Regions from separate parts of the Mus musculus genome. Here region 2 is linked to region 1. The links are chromatin contacts, found by Hi-C or POLR2A ChIA-PET in ENCODE. All regions are on one chromosome and are shown on one strand. Each heading gives the region's core, a stretch centred on a gene start or an enhancer-like site at or near the end of the contact. The rest is flanking DNA. Distances are from core to core; before and after follow the strand shown. Region 1 overlaps Ptch1 (patched 1). Region 2 holds the start of Ptch1 (patched 1).

What was found. Hi-C counts contacts between places; a loop is a spot of excess contacts on that map. ChIA-PET counts read pairs that join two places held with the same protein, here RNA polymerase II (POLR2A).
Region 2: a map of heart shows a loop between it and region 1 (2.1-fold over the local background). The contact joins the promoter of Ptch1 here to the enhancer-like site in region 1. A Hi-C loop is called at or near these places in 3 of 37 maps with a recorded cell type or tissue (heart, left cerebral cortex and v-Abl transformed pro-B cells). POLR2A ChIA-PET finds 5 or more read pairs at or near these places in 4 of 5 experiments (Patski and embryonic stem cell).

The regions. Positions count from the first base shown.
Region 1 is chr13:63,527,095-63,529,794 of GRCm38, forward strand. It overlaps Ptch1 (patched 1), which reads right to left. Exons shown (of 24, transcript NM_008957.3): 16 at 53-195. Among named protein-coding and RNA genes, the nearest start is that of Ptch1, 37 kb to the right of the region's middle. Within about 2 kb of position 1,262, at least 1 of the 3 ENCODE cell types and tissues checked has a DNase peak (open chromatin) inside an H3K27ac peak, as active enhancers do; it is heart, where a contact is called at or near this core.
Region 2 is chr13:63,564,293-63,566,992 of GRCm38, forward strand. It overlaps Ptch1 (patched 1), which reads right to left and starts at 1,443. Exons shown (of 24, transcript NM_008957.3): 1 at 1,070-1,443. The coding sequence starts at 1,228. RefSeq lists an enhancer at 2,002-2,181.

The DNA.
Region 1 (2,700 bases), core at 12-2,511:
GTCAGCTGCCTAGATGTAATAACTGCTCAGTGTCCTGAAACATCGGGAATACCTGACTAATGTCGATGGGCTTGTCTCGGCTGCCAGTCTGCACCAGGAGTTTGTAAGCGAGGACCCCGTCATCTGATCCATTTTTATAATTGTTTGGCATGATCCTCCCAGTTTCCCAGTCACTGTCAAATGCATCCTGAAGTCCTAGAAACAGAAACATGTGCAACACATTAAAACCTGGCCTGAGAGCTTTGGTCCAGAGGGATTAGGCTGAGGACAGGAGGCAGGGTAGGCGACTTGTCTGCAGTTTTCTCTCACTTAAGGAAGGACTCCTGATCTGCTAGTGAATGAACTGTGGTGCTAATCAAAAGATGCTCAGAGGGAAGAATAAAACACACACACTTTACTTAAACTAAGGAACGAAAGCCCAGGAACAAGACAGATGGCTTAGAGCTGCTGTTCTTCCAGTGGATCCAAGTTCAGACCCCAGAATCCACTCTGGAGGGCACACAACTGCCTGCAACTCCAACTCTAGAGATAACTGTCTCTTTTGGCCTCTACACGCACATCACACACACACACACACACACACACACACACACACACACACATCTTTTAAAGAAAACAAGCAAAAAGAAGAAAAGGAGAGGAGGGCACGGCAGTTCATGACTTTAATTGCAAAACGGAGGAAGCAGAGGCAGGCAGATCTGTGAGTTCCAGGACAGCCATGGCTGTATAGAGAAACCCTGTCTTCTCCAAAAGAAAGGAAGGAAGGAAGGAAGGAAGGAAGGAAGGAAGGAAGGAAGACTGAATGAGAGAGTGGGAAAGGGAGGGAGAGAGCAGGTCTCATTATGTATCTCTGCTTGGCTTGCACCTTGACTTCACTATGTAGATCAGGCTAGCTTGGAACTAACAAATCCACCTGCCTCCCAAGTGCCAGGTTGGCCTCCCCCCACCCTTCTTCCTGACTAATTGTAGCAAGAGAAAGCAAGGGGAAAAGACACAGACCATATCCATTAACCATTTCACGCCACACAGGGAGATAGGTCAGGAGTTCCTCACCAAGACCAGAAAATCCACCCCAAGCAGAAAAAAAAAATCACATTCAAGCTCCCAACTTGGCTGCCCCTGGAGCCAGGGTGAGGGAACACAGCTCTGTCAATCTGATCCATCTGTTTGACTTGTGCAGCTAATACAAGCTGTGGGACCTGCTGCCAGGCCATGTAAAGATCACAGCCAGCACCTATTCACTCTCCCCCTGTTCTCTTCCTCCCTGCCACCCTTCCTTCTGAGTGGAGGGCTGTGTGGAGGAGAGGGAGCACAAGGAAATACCTCACAGGGGAAATTTGGATCAGTTTGAGAACAGGAAGCCACAGGCCGACACAGGGAGGCTCTGTGGGGCTCTGTGAGAACAGATGACAAACCGCAAGCCCTGGGCGGGAAAGAGTGAGCCTTCTGGGCTTGGGGGATGGGCGAGCCCACCAGCTCACCACACACAGCTGGGCTTGGCCGCTGTAATCAAAACCATCATTATAGACCTGACAGTTTGGCTACAGCTGTAAAGAGGTAAGCATGCTGGAAGAGAAGACAGGGCCCTGGTGACCCAGACTTGGAGCTGAGCACTGCCTGGGGGGTGCTCTCCCCAATACCCCCACCAGCCTCACTGCACACCAGACACCTCCCAAGTAGACCCCCCAAGTCCCAGCTGCTCAAGATACCCCCTGCAGCAGACACATCTACTCAGATACATTTTATTCCATTTCAGGACTTGCCTAAGGGCACTTCAGAAACTAAAACAAACTAAATAACAACAACAACAACAAAAACACACGGTCTGTGAATGCTTAGCACAGTGAGGTGTTTGGGAATAGAGAGAGGGGAGAGTTGGAGCAGCCTTTTTAACAAAAGCCTCCCTCCAGCATTGTTATGCAGTGGGCTTTGTTTTTAGGAAGTAGGCTGGGTCACCTACAGGCCCTGGGTAGAGGGACCACCGGGGTGGCAATCTCTCCCACAGCTTTTCACAGGTTTGCACAGAGAGGCAGCACTACTCTACACAGATGTTATTTTAAGACCCAAAGCTCTTCCCCACTCCCACTCTGGAAAAATAAAATAAACAGAGAAAGACAACTGGTCCCCCAACCCCCTACAAGAATCCTGGTCTGTTTTCCAAGCAAGGAGAGAGGAGAGCTTTTATTACTTCAGACTTATGTGGGCCTCTTGGCTCCAGGTAGTCAGCCTTCAGCTGCTTACCTCCTGAGAGAACCAATCATGATTCCCATTTTACAGATGAGAGGACTGAGCCTGGTGACAAGTCACAGCTAAGCTTTGAGCCCAGGCAGCCTAAGGCCAGCCATACTCCACATGTATTACTTAGAGTGGGTTTTCACAGGTACAGTGTGCTGTTAGAAGTAATTGCAAAATACATGGAAAATACCAGAAGCTTAGCAGCATCTGCTGTCAAAGCAGGTAACTGAGAGTATATTTGCAAAGGTATAGTCACAGAGACTTCTGCAATACCTAGGGATCTGTGCATGTGCCCTGCCACCAACTTAGAATGAATTTCCTACAATGCTAGCCCTAATGTGCTCTCCAGCTATGGTCACCAACAGTAAAGTTCTTTCAGGGCCCCTTTAGTATTTTCTGACTGACCACTGAAAATCTGAACTTCCACAGGCTGTACACCAAACACTTGCCCCTTGGCTGACATTT
Region 2 (2,700 bases), core at 193-2,692, 37 kb after region 1:
TAGGGACAATCTACAGCAACCGTGGTCCATCTGGCCCCGGTGTGGCTGTACGCGAGGTCCACGTGGTGAGCCCCGCAGCCAGAGTTCGGTCCACACTCTTTTCCACAGCCTTAGGAGACACCGCGGGAGCTCAGTTAGGAAATGCGGCAGCCATCTACAACTTACACTATTTGTGCTCGGAAGAGGGCGGCCACAAGGATCTTTCCTCCCTCTCCCATTCCCTCCTGGTGAACTCTTTAAAATAGCCGAGTGCACAAGGAAGAGGCCCAGGCCGGCGCCGGCGGGGGTCCTGGCTGGGCGCAGGCTGCTCTCCGGGCGGCGGAGCCCGGGGTGCTGGCCAGGGCCCCTGCGGGCCCCAGGCTAGGTGCTTGCCTTCCCCGGATTCCACACATTTCAGCCAGCCTCGTAAACACAATGAACCCGGCCGTTCCGCACACCCGTACCGAAGATTTAAGGTGGCAACTTGTTTACAACTGCCCCCCTCCCCGGCAGGCTGGGAGAAGAGGCGGCCCAAGACCTGGAAGAGAGGGGACGTCCTCTCCCGAGAATAATTTTTAAGGGAGCAGAGATTTCAAGCTCAACGAAAGCAGAACCGGCTGCCAAAAAAGGAAACCACCTTTACTTTGGCTCCCTCCCCTCTGTCTCTCTCCGCCTCTCTCCACTCCGCCTCCCCCTCAAAGAGGTTAAGAAATGTGGCAACGCCGAACTTTAGGCTGCAACCGTGGGCAGGGGCGCGGGAGAAAGGCGCTGGGGCCGAAGGCAGTGCCGCATTGCGGCCGCCCTGGAGGTGGTCCACTCAGGACGGTTTCCAAAGCTCCGGAAAAGGCACACCAGGGAGGGCGTGTGCGCGCGCACACACCACACACACGCACGCACACACACAGGCACCCCTCCACCCCCTGCGGACCTCAGACAGCCCTTTCCTCCAAAGTCCGGAGGGAGGGTTTGAATTTTTCAACCTTCACTTGTCTGCTGCTTTCTCAGGAGTGTGTGTGTGTGTCTGTGTGGCAGGGATCCCAAGGAGGAAGAAGAGGGAAAAGTGAAGAGGGAGGAGGGGACAGAAGTGCACCTTGGAAATCTGCTCCAGAGCGAAGGCGGCGTCGCAGTAGCTGGGCCGGTGCAGATAGTCCCGGTCCGGCGCGGCGCGGTGCGGTCCCCCGGTCCGTCTGCGCCTCCCGCCGCCGGCCTGCCTGCCCAGGGCCCCGGCGGCGTTACCAGCCGAGGCCATGTTGCCGCCGCCGCCGCGGGCTCCGGGCGCGCCTGGGCGCTCGGCTCGCGAGGACGCTGCTGGCCGCCGGGGACTCCGGCTCCGGGTGACAGACCCGCTGCTGCCGCTCACACGGCGGGCGCTGCGGGTGCTGCGGCCGTGGCCGCTGCCGGGGACTCAGACCCTGCGCCTTCCATTGCCACATTGCGCGTGAGTCCCGAGGTCTTTGCGGCCGCCGCTGCCCACATCCAGCTCGCGGGAAGGCGAGAGCCGGCGCTTCCAGGGCGCGCCTCGCGGTCCCCAAGTCCCCCCCAGACGTCCCCGCCCCGCGCCGCGACCCCTTCACGGCAGAAGGCGCGCGCAGACCCCCGCCGCTCGCGCCGGCTCCCTCGGCGCCCGCTGCGGGCGACGCGACGGTACCCGGCGAGTCTCAACGATGCCGGGCCGGGGCTGCCGCTGCTGCTGCTGGTGCTGCTGCGGCTGCGGCTGGAGTTGGCGGTGGCGGCTTCTGAAACGGCTGGTCGCTCTCTGGCTGCTGGGTTCGCGGTGGCTGCTCGGTCCCGGACTCTGCTTTCTTGTTCTCCTCACCGACCCGCTGGACCATTCTGCCCCCGCGCCGCGCGCTTCTTTCGCTACCGGGACCTGGGGACTCCGCTCTGTGTGTGTGCAGCGGGCAGCGGCCGCAGCAGCTCCTTGACTCAATAGATGAGATGGAAGAAGAAAAAAAAGAACTCTCTCCATTTGGAGAAAGAGGAGGAGGAGGGGAGGGGGTGGAGGGGGAAAGAGCGAGCGAAAGAGAAAAAGGCTGGAACTCCCGCCCCCGGGGCTGTCAGATGGCTTGGGTTTCTGCAACGCGATTGGCTCTTGGAGGGCAGAAATTACTCAGCAAACATGACTATTATTAGCTGCTTAGCAACAGCTCACCAAAGTAGAGAGACCACCCAGGTAGGCAACCCCCGTGTGTGCATCCCAGGCTTGGGGGTGGGGGGGCGCTCGCTCAGCGCCAACCCTCTCGCATGCAATACTTCCATTAAGGAATGCTCCCCCCTCCTTTCTTTCTTATTTCTTTTCTTTTCAACAGTGTCTTCTTTTTCGAGACGCCTTTTGCGAGCGCGCGCGCACACACACACAGACACACATACACACGCACACACTCACACGTACAGGAGCATTTGCCTCGCAATAGACATGAGGGATAGGTAATATATTTTTTTAAGCGCTTAAACAATTTCTGAGATTCCTCAAAGAAAACCCTTTTAGAGGCACTTTGGCCTCAAGCTGCAGCAAATACTGGGAGGTCCGGCTTGAATTCCCAGGCCTGCACCAATAATGACAGGGTGGTGGATAGTGCGCCAGTGTGTGCCAATTTTTTTTTCTCCTCTTTTCTTTTATAACCAAAGGCAAGACTTAGACTCTCGCAGGGAACAACGCCTCGTATTAAGATAAACAAAATGGAAAGTTAAAGAGGCGAGCAAGGATGTTGGGAAAAGCCA